Linked DNA regions of Homo sapiens: region 2 is linked to region 1. A link is an interaction called in ENCODE POLR2A ChIA-PET data of the cell type or tissue named here. Cell type or tissue: A673. All regions are shown on one strand. Each heading gives the region's core, and the rest is flanking DNA. Links, peaks and the distances in the headings are about the cores only. Region 1 overlaps TSPAN9 (tetraspanin 9). Region 2 overlaps TSPAN9 (tetraspanin 9).

Evidence for each region. Peaks named below come from ENCODE experiments on the same cell type or tissue, not always from the same donor. Only the 100,000 strongest peaks of a DNase experiment are listed, where the experiment ranks them.
Region 2: POLR2A ChIA-PET joins it to region 1 with 11 read pairs; 2 of 35 experiments call an interaction of 5 or more read pairs at or near these places.

Annotation. Positions count from the first base shown.
Region 1 is chr12:3,236,682-3,252,615 of GRCh38, reverse strand. The region is part of intron 3 of TSPAN9 (tetraspanin 9); the gene reads right to left. Among named protein-coding and RNA genes, the nearest start is that of LINC02827, 56 kb to the left of the region's middle. RefSeq lists enhancers at 8,978-9,478, 9,568-10,453, 15,854-15,934 and a silencer at 10,154-10,358. In A673, for the core only: no CTCF peak of the experiment used is centred there; no DNase peak of the experiment used is centred there; H3K27ac peaks cover 540 bases.
Region 2 is chr12:3,149,994-3,165,927 of GRCh38, reverse strand. The region is part of intron 2 of TSPAN9 (tetraspanin 9); the gene reads right to left. It overlaps TSPAN9-IT1 (TSPAN9 intronic transcript 1), which reads right to left. Exons shown (of 2, transcript NR_046833.1): 2 at 14,452-14,943. Among named protein-coding and RNA genes, the nearest start is that of TSPAN9-IT1, 8.2 kb to the right of the region's middle. RefSeq lists enhancers at 2,958-3,459, 14,060-14,873. In A673, for the core only: no CTCF peak of the experiment used is centred there; DNase peaks (open chromatin) are centred at 6,877 and 7,797; H3K27ac peaks cover 1,244 bases.

The DNA.
Region 1 (15,934 bases), core at 4,651-12,650:
GATGACAAGAGGATCTTGCAAGAGTCGGCCCAGGCCCAGCTAGCGGCAGGCTCCCCGCATGTGTACAGTAGGAGGGGGCTCCGTCCCCACCCCCGGAGCTCTGGGAGTGCAGGGACGGCTATATAAGGGCATGGGGCTGGGGGGAGCCCAGGGGCTGGGATTTCTCCCTGGCCCCGGAGAGAGCACCCGCTCACACAGGCCTGTGCACACACCTGCCACGGATGAACATTCCTGCGTGCCATTCCCTGGCCTGGAATGGGCTTCCCCATCTCGCTGCCATCACCATACCCTCTAAACGCCATTCCAGTCTCACCTGCTCCACGAAGCCTGGCCAGAGGCTACACCTCTCCCTGGCCACACCAGCACCAGGGAGTGTGGAAATCATATTCCCCACAGGAACTGGGTAGGAACTAGAGGCGTCTGGTCTTAGAGAACTTGAGGGACACGGCAACTCTGAACATGGAGGTATGCAGAGTTTTAAGTGCGGGGGGCGCTCCATGGTTCATGGGGTCTGCCCCATGAGACTCTAGTGGGGCAGAACAGGGACCAGGTGCTAGAAGCTACAAAGTAAAAAACGACCCCTCACCCTCACTCACGCAGGGACCCAGAGCTGGCCGATGTGGTGGCTTAACCATGAGGTCCCCACCATGAGAAGTCTGGGTGGAAGCCCAGTGGCCCCCTGCCAGGACTCTGCTTCAGGCAGGGGCTGTCATGTGAGCTGTTGGTCCCAGCCCCTTCTGGCTCCGTATTTCTCCACTACACTAGGGGCTCCCTGGGAGCCGGGTCCCCTTTCCAGCATAACACTCCTATCCCAGCTCTGAGCTCAAGCCGGTGCCGACAGGCTGCCCATTCCTCCAGGGGCTGACAGCTGGTGCCAACAGTCAGAGGAAGGAGGCCCAGGCAGCCAGAGGTGCTGGAACCCACCGTCCTGTGTGTCCCTCTGTCCCTTAAAACTAAAGATGTCCTTTGCAACAAAAGAACCTCTTCCCACACATACAGCCCTAGAAATTCACCAGAAGCAGAACGGTGGTTATCTCTAGATGATGGCATTGTGAATGACTTTAATTTATGCTATTTTCATATATCTCTATTATTTCCAGTACTCTCCAGTGACTATACTAGTTTTATAATCAGAAATCAACTTTTGAAAAAAGAACTTTTGAAAAAAGAACTTCCTTCTCCCCTCTCAGACATGACCATCATTAGTCGAGATCTGCCACTCAGAGTCCCCAACCCTACCCCTCCTCCTCCCCACACCCCCAGCACCCTTCCACCAGGGAGGATGCCACCAATGCGAGGGGATTTCATCACCGGGGCAGCTCACTGCTGGGGCCTGTGAACAGCCTGCGGCACACAGCGGGTGCAAGCTGAATGCTTAGTCATGGAGGAGGTCTCTGCTGGGGCTCTACATGCCACCAAGTCTCCCCAGCCATCTCCAAAGACAGCCTTTGATCTTGAAAATGTCCACAACTTCTAAGTAGCCCACAGTGCCACAAAGTCACCAACTGAAATCCTTCAGACACTAACCTGGGGAGAGGGTAGTACTAGATCATGCCTCTGACTGAGATAACTCCCAAAACACAGGGGTAGGGGGAGGAAGAAGAAGATAAAGATGAGGAAGAAAGGCAGAAGCGGGAGGAGGCAGAAAGGAGAAGAGAGAGTGCATGGAACAGAGCCCAGTGCCATCCCCATATGCCACCCTGTCACCCCGGTCCAACCTCAGTCCCTCTCAGGGCCCGAGGCCCTTCCTCAGGGCAGGCTGCTGTGCCCATCATGGCCATTCACCGGGCTGCTCCCCGGGCCTGGCAGCCAACAGTCACCCGAAAGCCAAGCTCTGCATACCTCTGGCGCTCCGTCACAGGACCAGGAAAGGGTTCTGGTGTCATGGACACTGCACCCTGAGCCAGCCAACCTGAGATGGGTGATATCTGTGGCTGCTGAGAAGCTGGCCTCAGCATGGGCTGGCCAGGCCTGGGAGTGGGAGAAGGACAGGGCGTCTTGGGCTACCTGTGCAATGAGAAGGTCTTCCTGTGTGTGGAGCTGTGGGCAGGTCTAGAGGAAAGGGAATAATGGCCCTGCCCTCAGGGCACCCCACTCTTCTGGGGAGACTCATTCTCACACATGAAATACACCAGACACCCAAGAGGCATGTGAAAAAGTGAGACATGATGGGTGAACCCTAAAAAGGCATGAACTCCATTCTGGAAAAACAGGGCTGATGGGGTTGGATCAGAGTCTGCAAAATCATGAAGGACAGTGAAGAGGGCCAACACAGACCTGCCTAACAGATCCTGAAATAGAACCCCAGGCAACCCTTGAAGCTCGAAAGCATTATCTGAGGACAAATAAAGGGCGTCTGAGCTTTACGCAATGGGTAAAGGCAAGGGGCTCGTTACCATGCAGGGTGGCACAGGATAAAAACATGGCTAAGATCCAGAGGACTTTGATAAACTCACCAGGGAGAGAGACACAAGGGCCATGACAGGAAACAGGGGCACTGGACGCTTCTGACCTTCAAAGACAGCCCTGGAGGAAACATCCCACCCCACCCACCATCCATGCCCGATGGGTGGACTGCTGACCCAGCATGGGTAGTCCTAATTTATTCAAAGAAATGGAGGAAAGTTTAATTTCTTTGAAATAAAATCCTTTAATTTTAAGGGATTTAAAATGAAATCCTTTAAGCCAGCACTGCCCTTGTGCATGGTGAGACGACAAGGGGCAATCAACCCCACTCATCAACAAGGTGCAGCATTGCAGGAGGAAAACATGCGGGATTTGGAGTCTGACATCCAGAGTTCAAATCCTGGCTCCATCATTCACTCAGAGGCTTTGAACAAATCACATAATCTCTCTAGGCCTGTTCCCTCATTCATAAAACAAAGGTAAGGATGTCTGCCCTGGAGGGATGATGTGGAGATGAAACCAAACATATGTGAAGCCCTAAGACAGCACCTGCTATATGGAGGTGCTCGGAGAGCAGCCCTAACCACAGTCCATTCCGACCTTGTGGACAAGTCAGACATGGGCTCGGCCCTCAGGAACGTCGGGCATGGGCACAGACGACCAAGGTACGAGTGAAAAGCACGAAGGATTGTAGGAGGGAGGCAAAGCCAAGAGGAATTCAGAGGTTCTGCCTTGAGGAGAGAGCAAAGTTTTCATGGAAGAAGCAACGTTTGAGACAGAAACTTTAAGGAAAAGGGGGAGGGCTGGTAATGAGCACGGGTAATTGATCTGGAGAGAATGGTGGGCAGGAAGGAAAGCAGGAGCCATGCGGGCAGGAAGTGGGACAGGAAGTGACACTTCCTGGGAGGCTCCATGTGTGACTGGTTGGAACAGAGAGCAGTGAGGTCTGACCACCCGCGGGGTGCCTGGAGTCATTGAGAAAGACTCGCAGCTGGAGGGTCCAGGTGACAAGATGGAGGAACATGAATTCTACCGGCTTCTGTGGTGGGGCCTTGTGCAGAAGCAGAGAGAGGGCTGTTAACATGGCTAAGGCCCTGGGAAGCAGACTCTGGCAGGCCTGTATCGAATGAACTAAGAGGAACTAGGGACAGGGAGATCAGGGAACAACCGAGTGACTGGGCAAAGTGAGGCCTGGCCTAGGGGCATGGCAGTAAAAATGCACAGGAACGGGTGGGACGGACAGGAGGGGCCTCAGGGAGGCGGCATGGGTACGGAGGGGGGCAGACAGAGGTTTCCAGCCTGGGAGCTGGGCAGGTGGTGGGATCCATTACCGAACCAGAGGACCAAGGAGGACTTTTGAAGCAAGAAGTTGAAACAAGTTTGAAAGACCAGTGGAAGATGTTTATGGAGACACCAGATGTAGCTGGAAACGTGGTGAGGGAGGGTCCGTTCTGGGCTCAGCCACACACTGTGTGACCTCAAAGTCAAATTCTTTTGGGGAGCAGGGGGCATAACCAAACTGTGGCTTTAATCATTCTGTGCCTCAATTTTATCCTCCAAAAAAAAAAAATATGATCTATTCCACCTCCCAGGCTCACTGTAAGGAATGAGTGTAATGGACGTAAAAATGCTCTGTAAACTACAAAGGCACTTAATGTAAGAAGTTATTATCAGAATCCATAGCTGAAACCAAGAGGCTGGGCAGGTTTGTCAAGGAAAGAGAGAAGAACAAGAGAGGGCAGGAGATCAGGAGTGTAATGTTCAGGAACATTAAGTCCAGGGCAAGAAGGCAGAAGGAAACTAAGAGAGCACACATTTTCATAAAGAAACAGCAGCAGCCCCAAGAAAGGGCTACACCCCAGTGGTCCTCTGCAGCCCTCACAAACTCTATCCCATGTCTATCCCACAAGGAATGACACCTCCAATCTGTTCAGAAAAGGCAGGACAATTTCAAAGCTAAATAAGTAGAGAGTGTGCCTAGGGGGGCCACAGCACCTTGAAGGAAGTCTGGAAAGTACCTAGGGAGTATGAGTGTCATGTGAGGGCAATCTCATCAAAATCCCCAGGGGACAGACATTGCCAGGAAAGAGGCATTCAGGGAGCCATTAGCTCCCTGATTAAAATGAAGTGGCTGTTGCTCTAATCCGGAGAGGTTGAGCACATCTCTGGGAAAGGGGCAAGCAGACAGTCAGTCTGTCATTTGATTAAGATGCAGTCTTCTAATCCATCATCCTCCATGCCCCGCTGCGCTTCCCCACTGGCATGCACACACAGAAGGTACATGCTGCCCTGTTCTAGCAACAGAAGCGACAGGCAAGGGGTCAGCATTTCTGCAGGATGGTGGGGGAGCTCCTCCTCTCAATAGTGAGTCTGGGAGCCCAGCAGTGGGAAACAAATAGCCCAGGGGGATGTTGACAGGGAAACCACAAGCACAGCCTGTGCAGCGAACTGGCATCAACAGATCCATGGAGAGGAGGCTGGGCTAGACACCAGCATGGAGGAGGCTGACCGAGATTTGAACCGCCCAGCCTATTCTCAAAACCAGATGGCCAACGTCAAAAGGAGATGACAATGGACGTGAAGTTAGACTGGCTCACAGGCAAAGTCACACCTACTCAGTGGGTACTCCCTACGGGTACTCTGTAGACTGGAAAACTCCATTTCTCTTAAGGTGTCTTCCCTCGCCCATGTCTGTCTCCGAAGAGGATTTGAGACCCTGCAAGTCTTTCTGAACTGACGCTCTCTCGGCACTCCTGTGGTTTCTCCTGCCCTGAAGACTTAGAGTCAAAGGCAGAAAGGACCCCCAGACATCTTTAGGTCCCATCTCCTGCCCCAAGCTGGCTTACACTCCAACCATCTGGCGACTGGCACTCACTCTACTTGGGGACGCGGGTGGCGGGGGGGGGGGGGCTGGCCAGTAATGCTCATCAGCCACAAGCAGCTGTCACCGCAGCTCCTCTCTCTGACTCTGCCTTTAGTAAGTTTCATGGGCCTTTGTCAAGTCCTTTCTGCTATAACCTTAACTGCTCAGGGCCAGGCCTAGGACATGCTCACAGTCATTCCCAAGACACCTTCTTAATAAACCCGACGATGCTCGACACAGTGAACGTGTCCTGGGTGCCTTCCATGTGTGCACAGTACGTTGCTCCTCTTCTCTGCCCTGAAAAACAGGCACCCTCCCTTCCACCCATTCTCCCAGGCTGTGCTCTTTTCAGACCACCCATCCTCCCAGCGGCCAAAAGCACATTGCAGAAAATCTATCCTGGAACCTGCCCCACTTCACCCAGGACGCCACTATCCCCTGAACGGTCCTGGTCTTGTTCCCTCTGCCCCAGGAAGCAAGTGAGGCTACAAAGCAGAGATGTCTTCCCCCCTGGTCCTAGGGCAGTTCCTCTGAGCCACCTGGATGGCAGGCTGGTGGGATGGTGGGGCGGTATTCAGAGAGCGGAGCTGGGGAAGATACCAGATGGATCTGAACAGCCACAAACTCAAGTTTTGCTCTGCCCTACCCCAAAAGGGGCTATTATTAGGCCCAGGAATGGGAGTGTCATGGTCAGGAGGGATGTAGGCACACTGACCCAGAGAACACGGGTTTGGAACAATTGGGCTACTGTTCCCTGGCACTGAGGGAGGAATGGGCTCGGAATCCCAAACTTCTCAAGTGGGAAATTTTGCCAGATGTCCATCTGCCTCTTTCCCTGCCCAGGGAAAGAGGATGCATCCTCAGGAAGGAAACAGTGTTCAGGGCCTTCTGCCAAGGCAGCCAAAGTTCTCCTGACCTCAGCGAAGGCTGCAGAGCTCTCAAAGAGTGGGGTGGGGAGCTGGAGCTGGGAAAAGGTGGGGAAGAGGGTGATAGAGTTTGGATATTGGTCCCCACCAATTCATATTGAATTGTAACCCCCAATGCTGGAAGTGGGGAGGCGACTAGATCATGGGGTAGCACCATCCCCTTGATGCTGTCCTCACAGTCGTGAGTTCTCACAAGACTGGGTCGTTTGAAAGTGTGTGGCACCACCCCCCGCCCCGCAATCTCACCCGCTCCTGCTTTTGTCATGTTTAGTGCCTGTTCCCCTTCATCTTCCACCATGACTGAAAGCTCTCTGAGGCCTCAGCAGAAGCCAAGCAGATGCCGGCACCATGCTTCCTGTACAGCCTACAGAAACATGAGCCAATTAAACCTCTTTTCTTTATAAATCACCCAGTCTCAGGTTATTTATTTATAGCAATGCAAGAATAGCCCAATATAGAGGGAGATACTGAAGAATCTTTGCTGGGCAGATTTGGGCATTCTCTTGCCCACCCCACCTTCCTCTCTGCGCCACAGTCAGAAGGCAAGGCGGGCTGGGCAGGAGAATGCCCAAATCCGCCCAGCAAAGACTCTCCAGTACAAGGAATTGGAGACCTCCACCAGTTACCAAAAATGCAGATAAGATACAGCATCCATGCTGACGATGGCTCCGTGCCACGGGCCGGTCTGCCCACCACACCCAGGTGCTGTGAGCAAAGCGTGTTGGGGGTTGGGAGATGCAGCCAAATGCCTCCACCACCCCCTCTTATGACTGTTTTGGTGGCTCTGATTCTTCCGATATACTGCAAGGAGGCCAGGCAGAGAGGACACGGGGCAGGCAGGCTTCTCCCTCCTCAGTTTACAGGTGGCCCAGGCCCAAGGAGATGTTCCGAGGTCATATGGCAAATCAAGGGGAAACTTTGCCCCCGCCTCACTCCCTTCCCCTGGGCTGCCAACTCAACTTGCTTCCCTCCTTTGCAGCACACAAAAGGGGGCTGAGAAAAAGAACACTGAAAACCATTTCTCTCCCTCGGCAAGAGTCAGCCTTCCCTTTCCATGGTCAGGGTGGAGACCCAGGAGTGGTTCCAGGGTCATCCTTCCTGCATCCCCTGGGCACCACCCCTGGCCAAGGCCCGAGAGCCAGAAATGGGCTTGGCACCTTCCAGGGCTGCTCCACCGGCTGGCAGGTGCAAGAAACGTGCTTTGGTCCAGGCACCTGCTCACTCGCTTGGATGGTCTGGTCAGAGCAGTGCCGAGTTCCAGAACCAGGCGCTGCCAGAGAGAAGCAGAGGGAATGCACCTGCCTGGGCTGGAGAGGAGTGTGGCTGTACCTGGGGACGTGGTGGTCTGTCTTCCTCTCTTCTTCCCAGGAGCACTTAGCACCTAGATAGGCTGGGCTGCTACAGAGTCCTTGGAAAGACCGGGATGCCCACAGAGTCAAGAGGCTAACGCACAGAGTGAGAGAGAGAGGTTGGCAGAAGGGGGCCCCTGAAACTACCACAGCACAATACTGGATGCTGAGAGATGAGGCTGTGTCCACTGCCCCAGGAGGAGCAGGGGAGGAAGAGCCTCAGCAGGGAAAACCCTCGAGGCTCCCGACTCCACCGAACCTGGCTGGGGCAGGCAAGCCTAGTGAACCACACACCCTCCCTTCTCTACTGCTGAGCTCTGGCCCCCACAAACCCTCTCCCCATTACCCGGGTCTCACACCGTGACTAAAGAGACCATCTACCACATGGTCCCCTTTAGGGGGGTGGCTGGGGGATCGCCATCTGGTGGGACCTGCTGCTACTGGCGCTCGCTGTCTGCCTGCAGCGCGTGGTCCGGTGGGGCGTGAGGTGGCTCGAGAGTGCGTTCTCCTAAAGCAGACCTCGCCAGGCCATTCTTCAGAGGCCCCAGCCCACGTCACCAGCTGCCTCTGCCCCCATCTGCGCACCTCACGCCATCTGCAGGGGGCTGGGACCTGGCTCCAGGGCTGCGGCTGGCAGAGAATAAGGACATGGCCTCCTTCCGGCTGGGGTGGAGCGGGAGTAGGTGGGGCTTCCACACACCTCACCCCGAGATGTCCACAGGCCTTGAGGGAGTGGCTGAAGGGCTTTGGAGGTCCAGAAAAAGAAGGGAAGTGCAGGGGGAGGATAAGGCCAGCCAAGACCCGCTTACCTACTGGGACCAGGGCCCATGTGGCTGGCAGTCTCTTGGGGAGGGGACAAGAGTCTGGGTCAAGAAGGCTGCGTCACAGACATAGACACCTCCCTGCCTCCAAGAAGACTGTTGGGGTCAAAAACAGCATCGCTTAAGCACCCATCACCCTGGAGTCCACTGTGGGGGACAAAGTGCTCCCAGACAGGCCCTGCTCCTAAAGCTTACACCCAGCAGTCCCAACGGGCAAGCTGAAAGGGCAGCCTTGGCCCAGGTGCCAGGCACCAGAGAACTTATGACTGACTGCCAAGACCCTGCGGGTAAGCCCTGGTTCCCAGGAATGCAGAACTAAAGGGCATGTGGAGGCAGCAGAACCCCAGGATGACTGCAGGGGGTAGTACAATAAGAGAAGTCTTCTCAGAGGTGGCGGCCTTGAGGTCAGTCACCTCTCGCTCCCCTGCTGCCTAGAGCAGCTGGCCTGGGCTCTCCACCTGCCTGACACCCCATATCAGAGGAGACAGAAAATCAATGGGGCCTACATGGCCCTCCTCAGCCAGCCTGGGCAAGACCAGACCACGGGCGTCAACCCCTACGCTGTCACCCTCCCTGAAGAGGAAGCCAGGGAGGGTGACAGCAGGAGGGCCGATGCCTGGCTGCTTCTCCACCTCATCGGTCCCCACGACTGAAGCTTCCTGTGCCGTGATCTGGCTGTGCCCTAAGCTGCTTAGCCAACAGCCCTATCTCCTGGGCTCAGGGCTTAGCCCTGTGGGGATGAGGGGATCGGTGCAGCCTGATGGGAAGAGTGAGGGGCTTGAGTCAGACAGAGCTGGTGCACCACAAACTGCCGTGAAACCAGAGCAAATTACTTAACTTCTCTGAGCCGCCCTATGTGCAAAACATAAGTTAAAACAGGAGCCCCTGCCTCCTGGGGCTGCGGCAGGAATTCAATGAGGTGGTAAAGCACCCAGCTCCGTGCCCGGCCCATGAGAAACACTCCACATACAGTGGCTGCGATGGTGATGGTGGAAAGATGATGGGTGAGTCCAGCAGACAACGAGATGGGGAACTCAACCACGGACAGTAACTCGGGTACAGGGAAGGCGGTAGAAAAGCTCAAGGGAAACCAAGGCATCCTATGATGCTTGCAGGGATGACTCTATTGGGTTGTTTTCTACATTGGATTTTAAGGTCCATTGATGGCATCTTCCCTGCTCCTTCATCCCTCCAAATGTACCATCCACACCCCAACTTTCTCAGGCTGATTCAGAGACTGGTTAGGAGACCTGGAGACCCAGTTCTCCCACAGAGCTCCCGTCTGGATGCCCTGCCACAGGGTCCCTCTATGACAGGCCCACACATCACTTCTGCACAGCAGGGAACACGTGTGAGGTGTGGTGCAGCCACCAGAGGGAAACACGATGCCTGGCAGTCAGCACAACTCAAAATCCTGGGAGGAAAGAAACCAGAATAGACATGAGTCCTTGGGAGATCAGCAGGTGGCTAGGCCCTGAGAGGGGGCAATGCGTCCAAGGCTCCACAATATGTTCAGGGCAGAGCTGGGGCTCCCCACTGTGGCAGCTGCCCCTCCAGCTGAGGCCTGAGTCACGCCCGGTGACCGCTGGAGCCCCTTGCTTGTCCATTACATCCTCCACACGCAGCCCTGAGCTGTCAGCTGGGCTCCGCAGAGGATAGCAGGGACAGTCCCCATCCTCGGGGAGCTGGCAGGCAAAGGGGAAAGAAACACCTGGCCACCAGGGGACCCAGTTTCTACTCTGGGCTCTGTTCAGAACTCACTGTGGGAGCTTGGACTGGCCGTGTCACATGTCCAGGCTATTGCTCTTCATCTACAGAATGGGAGCTGTGCTTGCTGTTGGCTAGAGGTGGGAGGTGGGGCTGGCTGGGTGGCATCCCAGGGCTCCAGGCATCGGGCAGAAGGCATGTCCAGGGCCTGGGCCACACCCACACCAGCCTAGAGCAGGGCGGGTGGCAGAGCCACTCCCAGGCTGCTGGCAAGGGCCTCCTTGCCCTGAAGCAGCTCAACCCCATCCCAACCCAGCTCATGACTTTGAAAGAGCAGCTTCTAGATGCTTGGACCAACTACACACACAGGCTTCTCCCTGCTGGGAACAAAGTTAAGAATAATGTCACCCCCAGGGGTCCAAGGAAGCCCTAACCGGGAGACCCCTGATGCTGGCCTCAGGAACATTAGAGGTGGCAGGGTGGGCGGGGAGCAAGAATGTTCTCTCCCCCGATTCGCTGACCCCACTCAGAGGAAAAGGAAGAATTCTCGGTCTTTGGGAGAACTAGTGGACTTCTCTTTCTCTAGGGCGAGTGGCCCCCTGTGTGCTGGAGCCCCAACTCCGAAGCAGCTGCATGGCAGAGACGGTGGGGAGGGGGCAGGGGAGAGGACTTTGCCCTCCACTGATCTTCGGCCAGGACACGGCCCCAGTGAGCAGCATTCCATTCTATACTGAGCCCAGTGACACACACCGGAGCCCAGGCTCGCTGTGCCCAGCCGCCTCCCCAGCCCCACTGGGCACACTGGCAAGGCCGGGACCTCCACCCAAGGTCAGCGCCTGTCACGGCTCAGAGCCCACACCCACCATGCTGACCATGACTGGGATAAGGGCACTCACGGAATGTCGGGGAAGAAACGAGCCCAGAAGGAAAGTGCTTGTTTAAAATTATGCAGGCTGTTTCTCCAGGGCCACTTAGTTTGATCACTCTTTACTGATGTCCTTCTGGTCATATGAAGTTGTATTTGTAGACATATATGTTTTTAAAAATTAGGAGCATACCATATACCATTTTTCCTCACCTAAAATTATATTGACACATGTATGACTGTGTTTTTCAAAACTCAGCTGTACACCAAAAAGAGCAAACTTTACAGTATGTATGTTCATAATATATAATTAGACATCTATAATACATAGTATATAAATGCCACGCCACAGTGTGAACACTTTCCCCCTATCATTTAATCGTTCCCCAAACTCATTTATCCACACACATATCATACTTTACTTAGCCATTCTCCCTAATGTGGGACACCTAAATTGCTTTTAATTGTCCTTTATTATAAATTCTTCCTTAATGAGCACCCTAACACATAAAATCTTTGACAGCATTTCTGATTGTTTTCTTAGAATGGAGTCTTAGAGCTGCAGTTACGGGCCAGAGGATGAGCCTGTTTTCAAGGCTCTTGGAACCCTCTGCAAAGTGATTTTCCTCAAAGGTTTTAACACCTTACACCCAACCAGTGCTGTAGTAGAAAGCTCCATCATATTAGCAATTATCCGTTTAAAAATCCATGCACATGTGAAAGGCAAGAAAATAGCATACTATTGTTGGCATAATTTGGATTTCTTTGATTACTAGTGATATTCCCCATTCTGTCATGTTTACTGATCGCTACTATTTTTTTTATACAGACCTAATTACAGCAACAGCCAGCAAGCCACAACTCTCCAACGTCCACGCCATCTCAGTGCTATTGTTGTAATATATAAAATCTACATTAAATCACAGAAGTTCATATTATGCTCGTATTTAACACCACAGTGCAGCAGAGACAGGCTGGTGTAGTGTAAGGATCATAGATTTGAAGCCAGACAGCCCTGGGTTTAAACACCTACTCCCTCAAGTGCCAGCTGTGTCTTAACACCCCCAGAGGTAGTATAGCGACAGACAAGACCAGGACTTTGGAGTCCTGAGACCCGGATTCAGATCCTGGCCTCCTCACTGCCCAGCTGTGTGAGCTCGAGCACGTCACCAGACCCTTCTGAGCCCACCATTCTTAACTGTGCTGAGGAATGAGTACCTGAAGTGTGTGAAGTACCCAGTGCAATGTCCCACCCGTAGCAAGCACTCAATCAGCGAGAGTGACTGCTGGCCCCCTTGGCTGAGCACGCCTCAAGGACCATCCACGATGCTCCCGGGCTGCTCCCCCACCTGGCCTCACACTCTCCCACCTCGTCCACACAACTCTCTCTCTCCCCGTAGCCTGCAGCGGGGCCTCTGGACTCCAAACGCACCCCTCAAGGAGCTGGAAAAGTAGCTGTGGGTAAAATGACAGGATGTCTGGGACCTGCTTTAAAATACTCGAGGAGGAAAACAGGGGGTGAAAGTAGAGGAAATAAAGGAATGGAAGGTTGTGGAGGCCGGGTGAGGGTTACGCAAGGGTTCTCTACATTATGTGCTTTATTTTTGTGAATGTTTAAGATTTTCCACAATAAAAAGCTAAAAGGAAAAAAAAAGGGAGTAATAGGGACAGGAGGACTAAATAAGGTCATTCGTTACACCTGGCCCTTCTTTGTCAGGCCTCTCCTCTGCACCTCTGGTCGTGGCAATGCCCTCCCTCGTCCCCCCCCTATATAGTCAGTGTTTTTTTGGCTTTATTCCCTTTCAAAATTTCCACATCCCCAGCTGTTTTCCTCCCCTGCACTCAGCTCCTTCCTTATTCCCCATCAAGGAATCCCTTTTCCACCCTTCCCCATCAGGACCCTGTCGGAAGCTCCAATGACCCTCCCAGAAGGATAAGTCCAGGAGGGCAGACCAGGAACCAGCACTCCTGGGTTTCCACCCCAGCAATGCCACTGTCTGTGCTGACCTATGCAAGTAACCTCTACCCAGTTCAGACCAAATGAAAGCTCAGCAGACCCGGCAAAGAGACTTTCTACTTCTAAAAGGCAAAAAATGAGCTCCTCTCTCTCTGACCTCGTTTGCTGGGATCCAACTCGGGCAGTGGAGCGGGGAAGGTGGCGGCTGCCTGGCAGACACTGCTCGCCCATGGAGGTCTTGAGGAAATGGGAATACAGGCACCATCATGATCATGTTAATGAGGGTAAAAGTTAAGACCAAGAGGGGAAAGAAGGTGCTGCCCTCTGTGTAGGTGTGGGTGTGCCAGCGTGTGCTTTTCAGATGACAGGCTTGAGTCAGGGAGGCAGCATTCACGGGCAGGCCTGGCTCAGAGAGGGGCCAAGTCCCAGCCAAGCAGGCTCCTGCCCAGCGTTCCCAGCAAGAACGTGACAACAGAGAACAGAGCCCCACCACTCACTACCCACCAGGCACCCCTCTACGCCTTGCCTCTCTCCCTCTTTTTCACTACCCACCAGGCACCCCTCTACGCCTTGCCTCTCTCCCTCTTTTTCACAAGGGAGGAATGTGCACTTGCTCTCTTCCTCCCAGGATGATGAAGTCAGGCCTGGAAAACAGAAGGCATGATCAGGGGATGAATCAGGGCACCCTCAGGTCTAACGCCATGCTGGGTGCCAGTGGGAACTCACCTACCCCTCTCTGGGCTGAGATGGCGGCCACCCGACCCTCCTTTGGGAGGGCCTGCATGTTCTCAGGGAAACCAGAGAGAACATGAAGCAAGGAAACAGCTTGGGAATGAAGGTGTTACACACACAAAGGGCGGCCCCACCACCCACCTACGTATGCTGCATGCCCATGGGTGAGAGGCCCAGTTCAACAGACGCCAAGCACTAAACGGTGCATCTGCTGCTGCTGTCAGATGGCCTCTGCTGACTTTCCCAGTGCACCTTCCTGCTGCCCCAGTAGGGACCAGGGTTTAAAGAGAGAATCTTTACCCCGTTTTTTGAGTGGAGAAATGAAGGCATGAGTCTTTCTCCTCGAACAGGGAATAAAGGATAGCTGGCTTTGGAATCTAAACCCAACAAGCCCCAACTCTCAGCCAGGGCCGTTCCCGTGAGGCATGGAAGGGTCGGCGATGTTTTCTGGGTAACAGGACCATGTAGGGTTTGGTATTCCTAGCTAGCAAAGGAGAAGGAGCCGGACCTAATAAACTCAATGACATTCACGAAGGGCATCGTGGGAAGAAATAAAAGCCACAAACCACAATTCAGCACAAAGCTGGCCCCTGGCAGCTGCGGACTGTGCTCAGGACACATGTCCCCAGGGTGGGGCAGGAGAAGACTTTGAGAGATGCACAGGGAGGGCGCCTGTCATGCCAGCCAGGTCAAAGTTGCTCAGCAGAGTGGGAACAGCAGAGGACACAGATGCAGAAGCAGGGTTCAAGGCTCAGCTCGGTGGCTGTTAACCATGAGCCTTGGGCAGATCACGTGGTGTCTCTGACCCTCGGTACTGTTACCTGTAGAATGGGGATAATGCATCTTCTCTACCAGAGAGAGAGAAGGGCTTTGTAAACAGCATGGGAAAATGAGGGAATAGTCTCGTCCTTCTCTTGAGGATGACTGGGGAGGGAAGAGGAGGGAAGGAAGAGGAGAGGAAGGTAGAGAAGGATCCACAATGAGGCTGGATTTTGAAACCCAACCTGCTGGCTTTATAACCAAGCTTTCCATCATCACGGGAAACTCAACCTGCAGCAAATGTATGCTGAGTTCATAAACATGATTAAGAAGGTTGTTTGCAAAATTCACACCAGGGAAATGAGCTGCAGATGGTGGTGGCAATGCCCTTTCGCAGCAGGCAGCAGCTGGCTGTGTGGACTCAGGGACAGCTGGAGGGAGCTAATGCCCACCTCTGGCTTCGGAAGGGAAGGGGGCAAGCTGACCCTGCCCTCTCTGTGCCTGGGGAGGGGGAGACTTGCAGAAAGCTGAAACCCTACATCATAAAACTGCCATTTGTTCTGGAGAGATCAATCAGGTTTTCGATTCCAGCCCAACCGGGAGGGCAGGCCAAGCTCAGAGAAAGAAGAGTGGGCTAAGAGCACTGCCCCTTCCACGGCAGCCTGCCTCGGGTGGGACAGGGCTGCAGAGGCTCTGGCTGTCCACTGGAGTGTCCTTGGTGAGGGAGGAGGGAAGGAATTTGGCAAAGCCAACTTGAGGTCTCTCCCGGCCAGAGGGACACTCTGTTCTGTGGCCAAGAGGTAGCCCTGGTATAAGGAGAATAGGTGGGAAATACAGGGACCAGAACGGCCTCACAGAATGCTTTGCAGGTCACATTTCACGTAGGTGGGCACCAGCCTGTCTTTGATCGTAAGTCATCAGGAGGCAAGCCCATCAGGAGGCAAGCCCAGGAATATCTGTGTGATGGGCTTCCTATAGAGCCGCTGACACAGGAGACTTTAAAAATGTGACAAAGGGGATGACATCGATCAGGATAATACAATGACCCCGTGGCCCAAATTTGGGATGAGCCTTCTCTTTTGATGTATCTCACAGCCCCTCCTCTCTCCTGGACACATTCTACCCATGCTTCAGCTGCCGCCCCACCTACTCCAGGAGGCCCTCCCTGATGAGTCATTCAAAGCAATGGCCCCTCCCACAAATCCTCACACCGCACTGCTCACTGCCTTGGCTGCTGCTCGCAGTCATTTCACATGTGTGCTCGTTTCTATCTGACAACCAGGTGCTCCCTAAGGGCAGGGCCACATCTGTATGACATTGCTCAAATGTGCCCTACAGTACTAGGAACCCAGAGGGTGCCCAGTGATGACAGGATCTGAGCCTGCAGAGCTTTTCATGAACTTGCAGAATGAGCTATATCCCTGTACGTCACTACCCACCCTCTCCCTCCTGCTGAACCTGGAGAAGAGTCATGAGCCTGCTACCAAAAATACCCCACCGCCTGGACTCTCAGATGATTCCCCTACAAAGGCTGGGAAGCACAGACCCA
Region 2 (15,934 bases), core at 3,018-11,017, 85 kb after region 1:
GAGCCACTCCTTGAGGCCCGTCCCCTGCATGAGGCTGCCTCGAACATGGCTGAGACACAGATTACTTATGAGACTTAAGACACCCCTGGGAGCTCGGCAACTCCAATGATGCAGCAGATTCTAGGAGGCAGCAGGACGAGAATACTAGGCGCCATCATAAATTAAACCTCTGCTCAGTGGCTAATCTCACGGGCGCCTCACAAAGACACAGACGGACTGCCTACAGCTCACTCGCGGCCTTGAGAGCTTACAAGCAGAGGCGCCTCCCTCCCAGCTGCCAGCAGACCCACAGCTTTGCGAGCAACTCTCTCTGGGCCTCAGTATCTCCTTCTGTACAATGGGGAGAAACACTCCGTGACCCTCGCCTTGCAGTACGGCGGCAGCAACAGAACTCACTCACTAACATTTTAAATACTTCTGGACTCCCCCGTGAAATAAGACAGCATGGGGTATGTCTCAAAGGAAGTGATTTCCTGGCGGTCATCTCCAAGTCCAAAGAGCAGATTCTGCCCAAGGAATTGACACTTCATAAAGTTTACTGAAAAATCAGCAAATGAACCCTGATTCCTGGCAAACCTCCATTAATTAGCAATAAGAAATCCCTCTATTTTCCCCACCAACAGAGAGGATGAGCAGTGGGATTCGTGGCCAGTACTTCCTGCTTCTTTGCTAAGATCTAGATGCACTGAGGACTCAGGTCCAAAGACCTTCATTCCATTAGGAAAAACAGCAGCTGAGTTAGGCCTCCCTTCCCCCAGCCTAGGGCTGTGAGTGAACTTCCCCTCCTCTAGCTCCACCACCTGTCTCTGGACCAAATACAGATCACAGAGAGGCATTTCCTGAGCTCTGCAAGCTTGCTGACCCCAGAGGTTAATCCTACCCCTCTACGGCCAGGCCACCAGACGAGAGCCTCTTTCCTCCCAACCAAAGGAACCACAGAATCCTAGAATTTCAGGGCTTGAAGGGACCTGAGAAGCCCGCACGTTCAAGGCTCTGAAATGTCCAGGGATTATCCCAAGGTCACAAAGCAGAAATGGAGAGGCCAGGATTCAGAGCTAGGTCCTCTGACCCTCACCCTAATGCTCTTTACTCTACCCAAGACAGGACCTCCTTGCCATCCGAAATGCCACTGTGGCCCATTGGTGGCAGCAACCTGGAGTGCTATACCGAGAAGGCTCAGCAGGCTCAGTCTGGTTGCAGAGTTAACAGTGCTGTGATCAAGTAGCAATATCCACCTGCAGCAAAGGAGGAGGGTTTTGCAGCCGGCACTTGCCAACCTACCACGACACTGCTGGCTCCCAGGAGTCACCGCAAGATGCCTCTGCATCACCACGATCCAGCAACCTCTGGGTGTCAATCTCCCCTCGCAGGCCTGGGACAAGTGCAAGGGCCAGGGAGAGGAGCTAACCCAACAGGGAAGAGAAGAAACAGCCAGAGAGTAAAGAAGACCAGAGTGAGCTGGAAGCAAAATCCAGAAAAACTTTTATTTCAAATCAAGGATGATTTGTTGAGTGCCTGCTATTCATTTATTGGACAAACACATATCAAATGCCCACTGCATGCCAGCCATGGTGGCTCCCTGATCAATGCTACGTACCACAGAGTGTAAAGCAAACTCCTCTTTCATTTCTGCTGTGCATCACCTTCTTTTCTGCTTTGTAGACCCTATGTCTGAAAACAGAGATAAACCACCTCCCAGGACTGTTTTGATAATAGAAAGCAAAAACTCATACGAAAGCACCTTAGGAAAGAGAAAGCTCATCTAAATACAGAGCAGGCCACCGTTTCCTTCCTTCCCTTTCCTCTCATCAGGGACTTTGCACCTAATGAACGGTCCAGCCTCAGTACCACTGGTCTATCCCAAAGGACCTCTATAGCTTGGCCTTCTAAGTGGGTCCCCTCCTGCTGGCCCTCCTGCCCCACCCTCCAGATCAGGAACTGGGGTGAAGGAGTGGCCTCCTCCCTGCAAAGAGGAGAGAACAGAGAGAGCTGCCTAATCAATTGGAGAGGGAAATCCAGCCTCTACATTAATGACAGCAGGTGAGTCTCTAATATCCACAGGCAGTAACTCACACCAGAGGTTTTCTGTATCCTCCAGGGCAGAGCAAGGGATTACCACTGATGTGTTATCTGCTCCAATTCTTCCTGCCAGGAGTCAAGCATAATACCTTAGTAGTGTGGTCTCACTGATGCTAGCTGCACAGAGATATGTAAATTATACGCAATGGATTGGGAACACCACACGCTGACATCTGTCTCTCGTAAATACCTCCTACTCCAGGATGTGAAACCCAGGAAAATCCTCTGAGTGGCAAAAAGCTGTAGGCAGAACAGTAACCCGGGAAAAAGACCCAGCACCAACGATGTGTGACCCAGGTGCTATAGTTAAGCAGACTTTGTTGAGTGGCAAAGGTCTATGAAACACCATCCTAGGTGTAGCGGGGTGGAAGGGAGGAGAAATGACATAAAATGAGAACAGAAAGCCATGGTCCCTGCCCTATACAGGGTGTTTCAATGCTGGGGTTAAAACAGACACACAAATATCTTACCATGGGGTAGAGTGTGGAAAGTGCCAAACAGAGGTAGAAACAAAAGAGCGAGAGAAGCAAAAGATGGGATTGTCATATTCAATTATGGGGCTTATAGACAAGACATTTAAGCTGGCCCTTGAACAGTTGGCAGGCTTCTGAAAACAGCCAGAGAGCAACGGGGAATGAGGTGAAATGAATAGCTTGAGCTCAAGGTAGAAAAGCATTCATTCATTCAACCACTATTGATCATGCCAGGCAGTGTCTAGATGCTGGGGACTCCACAGAGAGCTGCACGAACAAGCATGGGAGTGCTCTGTGTGGACCGCAGCCAGGGACCATGGAAGGGGATGGGAATACACTTGGAGAAGAGAGTTGGGGCCCTACTGGGGAGATTCGCCAATGACTGGCAAGACTCTCCCTTCCCATGCTGTCCACAGTGGGAGGAAGGAGAAGACGTGTCCCTCCGACGTTCTGCTGCCCCTACCTTGACACTCTCTCCAATAGGCTGCCTGGGGCCTCCAGGGCTGCCTCAGCTCTCCCGGCAGGGGAGATGGTACCTTGAGCCTCAGCCCTGGAGGCCTGGGAGAGAAGGGCGACATGTAGCCTAGAGCCTGGTATAACCATAACTTGTTTCATTAACTTCCCTTAAATCTACCCGGGGGACCTATTAGCTCTGCTGAGAAAGAGCTGAGGGGAAAGAAAATGGTCTTCTTCTGGCCCAAAAGCAGGGTTAGATTAAAGGAGCCAAAAAGCTGAAAATTACTTTTTTTTTTTCTAAACATTCATCACCTCTGGTCTTGGCTGTCACTATCATCTTTTCCCTGGCTTGATCAACAGCTTCCAAGAGCCCCATCAGCTGGACCTAGGGGCCCTCAAATACCTCTCCAGGTAGAACAAGAGTTGATAACCTCTCTGCTGTTGGTTCCTGCAGGTCTCTCAGCCAGGGACACTCCCCTGCTATGATGTAAGCCCACATCCTCCTGTTCTGACCTTCACCATCACCTGAATCAATTATTTAGCATGCAGCTGCATACAGCACTGTCTTAGTCTGTTTTGTGTTGTTATAAAGGAATACCTGAAGCTGGATGATTGATCAGGGAAAAGGTTTATTTGGCTCACGATTCTGATGTCTGAGCATCTGCTGAGGCCTCAGGCTGCTTCTGCTCATGGTGGAAGGCAGAAGCGAGTCGGCATAGGCAGATATCACATGGTGAGAGAGGAAGCAAGACAGTGGGGGGAGGTGCCAGGTGCCAAGCTCTTAAACAATCAGCTCTCACAGGAACTATTACAGTGAGGATGTACTCACTCGCCAGGGAGGACATTAATCTATTCATGAGGGATCCGTCCTCATGACCCAAACACCTCCCATTAGGCCACACCCCCAACACTGGGATCAAATTTCAACCTGAGGAGGCCAGGCAGGCACCATGGCTCATGCCTGTAATCCCAACACTTCGGAAGGCTGAAGCGGGAAGATGGCTTGAGCCCCAGCATTCAAGGCTGCAGTGAGCTGGAGTGCACCCACTGCACTCCAGCCTGGGTGACAGAGTGAGACCCTATCTCTAAAACAACAGACAGACAGATAGATAGATAGATAGATAGATAGATAGATAGATAGATAGATTTCAACCCAAGATTTGGAGAGGACAAATATTCAAACCATAGCAAGCACCATTCTGGGTCTAGTGAACAGCAAGTTACACACACACAGAATTGTACAATATCAACACAAAAGGCTGAGAAGCAGGGGCTGGGGAGCTGCTCACTGGTGCTCTTCCAGCAGGAAAGGGCATTTTCCAAGAGCACTTTCCCCAGGCCAGGCCCCACGCTAGGTGCTCCACCTACCTCCTGCTCCCCAGGTGGTGGGTTTTAAAGGGCTCCAGGTGTCCTTTAAGATCCTATTTATGTCAACAAATGGTGCTGGGACACCTGCATACCCACAGGAGAAAAATGTAGTTGGCCCCCTACCTCACACCATACACAAAAAGGAACTCAAAATGAATCATGAACCTAAATGTAAGAGTTAAAACTATAAACCTCTTAGAAGACAAGATAGGTGTAACTCTTTGTGACCTTGGGTTTGGCAATTATGCCTTAGATATGACACCAAAAACACAATAAAAGAAAAATTAGATAAATTGGACTTCAGTAAAATTAAAAACTATTTTTTTTTTTGAGACCGAGTTTCACTCTTGTTGCCCAGGCTGGAGTGCAATGGTGCAATCTCGACTCATCCCAACCTCTGCCTCCCAGGTTCAAGCGATTCTCCTGCCTCAGCCTTCATGAGTAGCTGGGATTACAGGTATGCACCACCATGCCAGGCTAATTTTGTATTTTTAGTAGAGACAGGGTTTCTCCATGTTGGTCAGGCTGATCTAGAACTGCCAAACTCAGATGATCCACCTGCCTCGGCCTCCCAAAGTGCTGGGATTATAGGCGTGAGCCACCGCAGCCCAGCCACAAAATTAAAAACTCTTATGTTGCAAATAACACCATCAAAAAAAGTGAAACCTACAGAATATGAGAAAATATTTGCAAATCATATATTGATTAAGGGGCTTATAACCAGAATATGTAAAGAATTCTTACAACTGAATAATAAAAAGACAAATACCCAATTTTAAAATAAACAAAGTATATGAATAGAAGATACACAAGTGGCAAATAAGTATAAGAACAGATGCTCAACATCATTCATCACTAGGGAAATGCAAATGAAAACCACAATGAGATACCATTTCACACTCACTAGGATGGCTCCAAAAAGACAGAAATTAACAAGTGTGGACAAGGATGTGGAGAAATTGGAAAAGAGTCTAATTCCCAATTGGAATACATTACTGGTGGGAATGTAAAATGGTATAGCCACTTTGGAAACCAGTTCGGTGGTTCCTCAAAAAGTTAAACATAGAGTTACTATATGATCCAACAATTTCACTCCTAGATACCTGAAATAAATAACATGTCCACACAAAAATCTATATACAAATGTTCATTGCAGCATTATTCAAAATAGCCAAAAAACTGAAACAACCCAAATATCCATCAAGTGATGAATGGATAAACAAAACGTAGCATACCCATGGAATGAAATATTATTGCGTAATCAAAAGGAATGAAGTACTGGCATATGCTACAACATGGATGAACCCTGAAAACCTTATGCTAAGTATGCTAAGAAGCCAATCACAAAAAAATCAAAACCCGTATTACATGATTCCATTTAAAATAAGCATCCACAATATAAGCAACACCACAGACAGAACACAGATTAGTGGTTGCCCAGGGCTGGGGGAGGAATGAGGGTTGGGAGGATATAGAGAATGGCTTCCAGTGGGTATGGGGTTTCTTTCTGAGGTGATAACATGTTCAAAATATAAATTGTGGCAGTGGTTATACAACTTGAACAGATTAAACCATTGAGTTGTATATTAAATATACAAATAGGTGTATCAGTTTGCTAGGACTGCCATAACCAAAGTACCACAGGCTGGGTGGCTTAAACAACAGAAGTTTATTTTCTCATGATTCTGGAGGCTGAGTCCAAGATCAAGGTGTCAGCTGGATTGGTTTCTTCCATTTTCTCTGTTCTTGGCTTGTAGATAGCCGTCTTCTCCCTACGTCTTCACGTTGTCTTCCCTCTGTGTTTGTTTCTATCTTAATATCCTCTCTCTATATATACAGTTTCTTAATTGAGATGAGGGGTCTTGCCATGATGCCCATGCTGGTCTTAAACTCCTGGACTCAAGTGGTCTTCCTGCCTCGGCATCCCAAAGTGCTGGGATTCTAGGTGTGAGCCATGGTGCCAGGCCCCTAATATCCTCTTATAACGGCACCAGTCATGGTGGATTAGGGCCTGCCCTGGTGACCTCATTTAACCTCAGTCACCTCTTTAAAGATCTTCTCTCCCTCCAAATACAGTCACATTCTGAGGTATGGGGTTAGGATTTGCAGGGGCAAAATTGAGCCTGTAACAATGGGAGAGTGTGATGGTGTACAAATTATATCTCAGGAAAACTGTTCTTTAAAACCCCATCCACAAATCCTAGAAATTAGCCAGCCCACCCCTTGTATTACAGATGGGGAACTGAGACGGACCCAGACAAGGTCAGCTGCTTGCCCCAAATCACAGCTGGTGAGAGGCAGAGCTGGGAGGAGAAGCCACGGCTCCTGCTCTCAATCTAGTGTGCTTTCTACTTCACCCTCCTGTTGCCGTAGCCTCCGAGGCTCAGAAACAACAGACAATAATGGGAAAAGTAAGAGAACTTTAAACTTAGAAAGAAAAATGCCTAAGAACTTAGATCATGTACAATAAAAGTGTAAATAGGCTCCCTGGCAGGGGGTGGGGAGCGCAGACAATCAAGCTCTGAGGAGGCCCTGGAAGAGACCTGCACAGTCACAGCAGAGGGCCCTAAGCAAAGCCAACATTAATTTCATATCTGTGACGTGCCGGGCAAAGGAGGAGTACGTTCCCAAGCAAGACGCACTTTACAAAGGAGCTGGCACTCCAGCTAATCCGCGAAGACTGTGCCTAATTCCACTGGGGTGAGGGCTGTCCAAGCAAAAGAGGCTAAGTGATCAAAAGCACAAAGGCAGGTGGCTTCCAGACCTGTCAGGAAGTAGCAAGTTGGCCGACACAGTGGAAGCCTATGCTTTTTTTTTTTTTTTTTTTTTTGAGACAGAGTCTTGCTCTGTCACCTGGGCTGGAGTGCAATGGTACGATCTCGGCTCACTGCAACCTCTGCCTCCCAGGTTCAAGCAATTCTCCTGCTTCAGCCTCCCAAGTAGCTGGGACTACAGGCGTGCGCCACCATGCCCAGCTACTTTTTGTATTTTTAGTAGAGATGGGATTTCACCATGCTGGCCAGGCTGGTCTCGAACTCCTGACCTCGTGATCCACCTGCCTCAGCTTCCCAAAGTGCTGGGATTATAGGCGTGAGCCACGGAAGCCTATGCTTTATGCAAGGAACAGTGGAGGACGGCAGCACAAAGACAAGCTGAGGTCAAGTTCTGCAGAGCCTTGCACACTATACATGGAAGCACAGATCTGAGATAGGAAAAGGGAGTGTGACATGACCTGTGGGGTGCTGGGGAAAGGTAGCTCCATCCACAGGCAGCAGACAGACTGAACAGCCACTTCCACAGATCTTGTAGGAGGCATCCATGGGGCAGGGGAGAGTGCTGACAAAGCAAGCCCCAGGGGATGCTCCTCCGGGACACAGGGAAGCAGGAAGCCCTGTGCTCCGAGGGGAGCCCTCAGATTTATCTCAATTAGACTTGGTCGAGGAAAGCAAGAAGAGGAAACCCCGCAGGCACTGAAAAGCCGCCAACTCCTGGAGCCCGTGTTGTGATCTGGTGCTGACAGTCCTTCATCTTTTCCATTTCTTTTTTTTTAGTAGATAAAGGGAGGGGTGGAAAAGGGGAGAAAGACACAATGGAGTTGCTCAGTGAACAAAAGCCCGGGTGCGTTTTCGCTCATCGTCTTAATCAGGGGGTGCTGTTTTTGTCAGCACCCTATAATCATGTCTGAGGCCAGGCACAGCCCACAACTTACAATTCAGGCATAAATGCGTCCTGGACAGCGGTGGTGCCTGCCTGCCAGCGTCTGCCCAGCGCCCACCTGATCAGGGAAGGGGAAAGAAGTGTCCCGGGAATGGAAGAACACGGCCTACAAGGTCTGGGACCGTGGTTCCAGTCCTGGCTGTTTCCCTTGTGACCTCCAGCAGGACAGATGACCTCTGTAGGTCTGTTTCTTAGTTTACACTGACAGCAGTAGCAGCTGCTATTCACTATTCAATGTCTACTATATGCCAAAGACTATTTTAGGTTTTCATCCCTTACAAAATACCCAGTGAGGCAAGCATTGGTCTCCCCATTTTACAGATGGAGAAACTGAGATTCAGAGGCTAATGAGGTTCGTCAAGGTCAGAGGGCTAAGCTTGAACCCACATGTGTCTAGCTTCAAAAACCCACATTCTTAAAATACACCACATTCAGGCTGGGTGCAGTGGCTCACGCCTGTAATCCTAGCACTTTGGGAGGCCGAGGTGGGGGGATCATGCGGTCAGGAGATTGAGACCACCCTGGCTAACACGGTGAAACCCCGTCTCTACTAAAAATACAAAACAAATTAGCCGGGCATGGTGGCGGGCACCCGTAGTCCCAGCTACTCGGGAGGCTGAGGAAGGAGAATGGCGTGAACCCAGGAGGCGGAGCTTGCAGTGAGCTGAGATCGCGCCACGGCACTCCAGCCTGGGTGACAGAGCGAGACTCCGTCTCAAAAAAAAAAAAAAACACCACATTCAGCCTGAATTAAGTGGAAATAATAAAACCTGCTCTGCCCTCTCTGGCCTGTTTCTATGAGGCTCAGCGGGGGAGAATTTGTACTCAATACTGCAAAGGTACTGTCCTTATCAATACTATAGTTACTCAAGGTCAAAATGCAGTGGCCCTCAAGTTCATCAGACCTCACCTCAACCTTAGCTCTCAGCCCTTGCCCCCTGCCCTGGGCCCTTCTCCTGCTCCACAGCCTTCCCAGCTAGCCAGCTAACCCTCCCATTCATCTCCAGATTCCATTCAACTCTAAGCAGGCCGGGAGTGGTGGCTCAGGCCTATAATCCCAGCACTTTGGGAGGCTGAGGAGGGCAGATCACTTGAGGTCAGCAGCTCGTGACCAGCCTAGCCAACATGGTGAAACCCCATCTCTACTAAAAATACAAAAATTAGCCAGTTGTGGTGGCGCATGCCTGTAATCCCAGCCGCTCGGGAGGCTGAGGCAGGAGGATCTGGGAGGTTTGAATCTGGGAGGGGGAGGTTGCAGTGAGCCGAGATCATGCCACTGCACTCCAGCCTGGGTGACAGAGTGAGACTCCATCTAAAAAAAAAACAAAAACAAAAAAACAACTCTAAGAAGCAAAGTCCAAGTCTTGCCTAGATCCCAAACTCCAACACCTCCCCTATCAAGAAGACAGGAGATGCCTCTATCAGCACCCTATCTCCTGGCCCCCCGACTCCCCACCTGCTGCCCCTCCCTCTCCCAGTCCTGGAGGGGGCTACATGGAGGGAGGACACAGATAAAAGCAAAAGGCCCAGCACTGGAAGGCAGCTTGCTTTATTATTCACAACGAGATCCGTCCTGGCCCTGCACAACCTTCCGGGTCTTCAGTACCATTTTCCCTTCCTCTCAGGGAATCATCAAATGCCAAAGGTGCACCCAGACCCCAGACACACTTCTCAATGCCGCTGACACAGGCTGGGGAGGAGGCTGGCCTGTTATTAACAGAGGAAAACTGGAGCTGACATTGTCACTGATCTGAAACCTCCCAGCTAAGAAAAGCTTTGTTTTTTAAAGAACTAATAAATAACACTGGGTGTTTACTTCCCTAGCAAGTCGTATCTCTTAAGTATCACTAGGCTCATACGTCATGGCTGTCATCCGGGAAAACCATGGAGCAACGTCTTCAAGTCCTTTCGGCGTCCTGAAGAGTTCAAAGCACTTCAGACAGACTCCCCTTTATCTCCCCCTAGAGATCTCGGAGGGGAGGAAGAGGGGGCCCTGGCAACTCCGCCTCCAGTGTGCCTACAATAAATACTTGCTAACTGCCCAAGGGGGACAATTTTCCTCACTGCGTGATGGGAAAACGGAGAAAAGGAAATTTACTCGGCACCCACCTAATCCAGTCTTCCCAGTTCCAACTCCATGCTTCAAGCCGTCTCTCACTCAAGGCCTAACTCCTCCCAAAGGGACTAGAAAAGGAAGACGTGGTCTTGCTCTCGCTCCCTCTTTATTTTTTTTTTTTTAAAGAGACAGGGTCTTGCTCTGTCATCAGGGCCACAGTGGCATAATCATGGTTCACTGCAGCCTCAAATTCTTGGGTTCAAGGGATCCTCCCGCCTCGGCCTCTCAAAATGCTGGCATTACAGGTGCGCACCACCACACCAGGCCTGGAAGATATGGTCTCTTCTAACAGCTATTCAGGAGAGGCCTCCTCGTGCTGATTTCCTAAAAGCTCAGAACACGATCAACAGTCTCTGCCCAGCATTCCCGGAACAGCCCGCCTTCGGTTTCACTTGCGTAGCCAACTGTGTTATGCTCTGTGTGTGAGCTGCCTCTCCCACACCCCATGATTTTTATTAATTTCATCACTTTATGCTCTTTATATTCCCCAAAGTGCCCAGCATAACACCCTACCTTTAATACATAAAGCAGGGGTCACAAGCTGGTACCCCCAGACCAAATCCAGCCCACGCACAGGTTTTATTTGGTCCGCATCACGTTTTAATTTTTTTTTAATTAGCTGCCAATAGTTAAAAATTAGGAGATTTTACCCAAAAATCAGAAGTTCAAATTTTCCTTGAAAAATGGAAGATCTAGGGAACCAAGAGAACCATGTAGAATGCTTAACTGTTACAGACCACTGCCCTTTGAGAAATTCCAGTTGTCTCTGTCCTAGCTAGATCATGTCTGTAGGGGGCTGGAGAAGTCGCTAGAAAAGGGGCTCACTGTGATCACGTTCAACCACTGGCACCCTAATGCCATGTAGTGATGACTGGGCATGCAGGCAGTCATGGAATCATGGCAGGTCCATGTGAGAGGCAGCTCAGCTGCTCAGGCCTGGAGTGCAGATGCTCACAGGACCGAAGTCAGGCTAAGTATTTACTTAAAACAAAAGAATCATGTCTCCCATTTGTACTTAAGCACTAGCTCCTCTTTTGCACGGCTGAACATGTGCATCATGTTCTATGCTGGTCAACCTGCTGCAAAACAATGAAAGCAGGACGCTGAGGAAAAGGGAGGGAAGGAAGAGAGGGAGGAAGGGAGGAACACGCTGATGGGCCCACAACCCTGGGCTGTTATCGCTCATCTGAGTTTGCAGGCTTGCATAAAGTTGATTGAATATAATTGAATGGGTGAGCCCACGGTCATTTCAGACTGCAAGTTCCCTAAGGGTGCGAGCGAGACCTATTTCTCTTGCTTTGAATGGGGTCAGATGGGGAGTGCACTTAGGAATTATTGAATGAGTGAAGCAACATACGCAAAATCTATGTACCAGGCCAGCGGGCTTCGAAGCTGGAGATAGGATAAAAATGCAGAGTGAACAGCCTTTAAAGCAGGACCTCTGCTACCTGACTGCCTTCCCAAGGGCAGTGTGTGAAAACAGACTTGGGCCAAGATCTCAGCTAAACCCTGTGGCTGCTCTCAGGCACCTGACTTCCGGCTGGTATTTAATAACCCAGAATGAGATACCTCATTGCTCTAGGAAAGAATGCTTGGCTTCTTGAATTGTCCTAAGGAAATAACGCAAAAGGGGGAGCAGACAGCTAGACAGAGAAACAGATAGAGATACATCCACAGACACACACACACACACACACACACACACACATATATATATAATACTAATATATTAATGTATTAGTGCAGTTTCTACTATTTAGGTAAGTTAAAATTGTGAGCTGCACATTCAACAGTAGGAAAGGGGAACAGACAGCTAGACAGAGAAACAGACAGAGATACATCCACAGACACACACGCACACACACACACACATATATATATAATACTAACATATTAATGTAGTAATGCAGTTTCTACTATTTAGGTAAGTTAAAATTGTGAGCTGCACATTCAACAGTAGGAAAGCGAAACAGACAGCTAGACAGAGAAACAGACAGAGATACATCCACAGACACACACGCACACACATATATATAATATTAACATATTAATGTATTAGTGCAGTTTCTACTATTTAGGTAAGTTAAAATTGTGAGCTAAACATTCAACAGTAGGAAAACGGATAAATAGGAAACATTTCCTATGTAACCACTTGAAAGTGTGATGATGATGATCATAATTGTGATGATTATGTAGCTTATAGTAAAATGTTAAAGAAAGCAAATAGAATGCAAAATTCTTAAAATGTTAAAGAAAGCAAATAGAACACAAAATTCTATCTACATTATTGACTATAACCATGTAAAAAAAAATTATGTTTGCAAGCAAATACAGACTGAAGGCATCATGGAAAATAAAAAACTGATTTGTCATGATGGCAGGTTTGTCAGGTATTTTATACCCCTATTTCTTTGATTTGTGTTCCTATTATACGGCATTACTTATATGATAAGTATTTTTTTAAAATGCCCAATAGCTCCTGACCCTGAAATAAACTAGCACATGATGATAAGGGCTAGGCAGGAAATGTCTGCTTTGTTCAGGCCCTTCCGGGACTGCCACAGGGGTAAGGCACAAGGAAAAGGTGTCACAAATCAGTCTGAAGAGGGCTTCAAGGAAGGCCTGCCCTGCACCACCACCACCACCACCACACCCCACACACGCGCAGGCGTGCACGCACCATAAAAGGAAGCTCAGCGTTCGCACTGAGCACAGATGCCGTCCTGGGGCCCCCACCCGTCAGGTGTGTGTGCGCCTCTGCTGCTCTGTCATTTCTGCTGTGGTTTCAGAGTCCCTGTCTTCTGATGCAGCATAAGAAAAGAAGGGGGCTCAGCTGGGCGTGGTGGCTCACACCTGTAATCTCAGCACTTTGGGAGGCCAAGGCGGGTGGATCACCTGAGGTCAGGAGTTCAAGACCAGCCTGGCCAACATGGTGAAACCCCATCTCTATTTAAAAATGTAAAAATTAGCCGGGCATAGTGGTAGGCATTTGTAGTCCCAGCTACTTGAGAGGCGGGGGCAGGGAGAATTGCTTGAACCTGGGAGGCGGAGGTTGCAGTGAGCCAAGATCGCGCCACTGCACACCAGCCTGGGCAACAGAGCGAGACTCCGTCTCAAAAAAGAAAGAAAAGAAAAGAACGGGGCTCTGACGACAGCCTCTAGGCTAGAAACAGCCAGTCCAGCATTCTCCCCCAAGACTGTCCTTCCCTCATTCTTTTCAATACATGTTTCACTGTGTCCATCGCTGGGGACACTCAGGAACTAGATCTCAGGGGAAGGCTGCTTGCCAAGTGGGGGCAGGTGTGTCAGAAGGACAGAAGGACTGCCACAGGACCTTCCAAAAAGAGGGGCCGGTGGGATGCCAAATCCCAGCCCACCCTGGCATCAGGCCAAACCCTGTGGCAGGTGAGGGAGGAGCTGGGTGCCAGGATCCTGCTGACAATCAGGAGGGCTGACCCCGCAGCAGCCTCCCTGGTGGCCAGGCAAGGAGGGCTGGGAAGTGGCAGCTGCTTCCCTATGAGCTATGACAGAGGGGGGTGCCTTGGAAAACAGGAAGCCCTCCTTGCCTTACCTCCTTCCAAGCTGGTCAGACTCCCCAGGGAGAGATTCCCCGCCATGAATTCCCCAAGGGAATGAGAGCTGGAGAGGAAAAATTCCTCAGAGTTGTCTGCGCCAAGCAGCAAATCACAGCCCCCTCCAGCAGGCATCCCATTTGCAGGAAATTTACTTACGCCTGATTGTTGGGCTTTTACTTTTCAATTCCAAAGATCGGCTGTGTGTTTTTTTTGTTTTTTTTGAGGTGGAGTCTCACTCTGTCGCCCAGGCTGGAGTGTAATAGCACGATCTCGGCTCACTGCAACCTCCGCCTCACGGGTTCAAGCGACTCTCCTGCCTCAGCCTCCCGAGTAGCTGGGAGTACAGGCGCACACCACGGTTGTTTTGTTTTGTTTTTAAGAAAGGAAAAAAGGCTGGAGGGAGCAAGGAAGGGAGAGAGTAAGAGACATTTCACGTTGGAGGCTGCCCTATTCTGTTTCATATCTGGGTTTAAGGAAGAAGACCCTGGAAATGGGCGCCATGTCCCACCAAGCATGGGCGGGAAGAGGCAGCCAAGTCTTGCAGGCCATTAATCACTGAGGGGGCATGCGCAGCCCCAGTGCCCACCCAGCTGGTGGCATCTGCCTTGAGGGGAGGTGGGAGGGCAAGGCTGGAGGGGGCCGACAGGGGCCAAATGTGAAGGCTGGTGGCAGGCAGCCGGCCCCTCCTGTAAGCAATCCCCACCACAGGGTTATATCCAGGCACTTTTTCCTGTGAGAAAAGAATGGGAGGAATGCAGCCCTGCCATTACCCAAATCCACCCCACCACGGGCTTCGTGCCCAATTACATACAGTGCAGGGGAGCCCTCCCGAGCCTGGAATCAGAAAATCCGCCTAAGAAATGCAAACTGGCAGCCAGAAACTAGCAACATAGGTAATGCAATATGAGAGCCTCCCTTAAAGCCAAATACACATGCATGCATGCACCCACTCACACACATGCACACACGTGTGCAAACACAAACACACACATGCTCTGCAGGCGTGTGTGACTGACAGTGCACTACAAACCACATGGAAAGGTGGCCAGAAACACCGCTGGATTTTTATAGCTCTTCAGGGACCTGATCTCCAGGAAGTGCTAGAAATTGCAATCCAATTGTGTCCCTGGCTAGCGAAGCTGGCTGGAGGCTGGGGACGCTGCAGAGGGAGGAAGAACTTCATTGGGAAAAAATGTTGACAGAGTTTAACGTTGAGCGGAAGGACAAAGGCTTGGATGAAGGGGCCTTATGAGAAATGAGGCGTTCTGAGTGCTCTAGCAATTTGCATGGGGCTGTCAGGGAGTATTGAGTTAAAAGGCACAGGACAGGGGAGGGCTCCCCAAGGCCAGGCCAGGCGTGGGGTGAAGAAGGGGCAGCATTCGATCTCCTGCAGGGCCTGGAACTCAGCACCCTGAAATCAGCTCGTAAGTGGGAATTAGCTAAGGCAACCCCCAGCTAGAAGGAGGGCTCAGAGAGTCTGAGGCCCCAAAAAGCATACTCTCCTCACTTAAGACACCAAATACAACGGCAGAGAAGAAAAGCTGGCATTCATTGAGCACCTAGCATGGGCCAACCATACCATATCTCTAATTCTAAGAACCAGCAGCAACGTGCGTATATATCAGCCTCAGCATGTAGACAAGAAACCAAAGATTCACACCGGGCCACAGACTGAAACCAAGACTGACACCATGTCTGCCTGCCACCTGCAGAGCCCATATATACTACAATCCATTTAGGGGTTTTATGACACAGATTTTTCAAAGGAAACCCTCCCCATTCCTGCCCCCCATCAACAAAATACTAACTCACTGTGCGGCCTTAGTCAAGCCCCCTAATCTCTCTGGGCATCAGCATCAAGTCAGCTATGTGCCCTATTCTGTTCAAATACACATAAAAAGGGTATTAAGCCTATAACTGGCAGAGGGGCGGAAACAGACCGAGGGAGGCCGAGACATATTCTCTGAAGTCCAGCCAAATGTAACGGGCCCAGCGGGCATCTCCCACACCTCACCTTTCATGCTACATTGTCACTGCTGGTGCTGTCTGTCTCCCAAACTGGACTGTGCCCTCCCTGAGGGAAGAACACTCCACCTAATCCTGCCCACACCCCTCTGCCCAGAGCTGTGTCTGGCACGCCATGGGCGTTC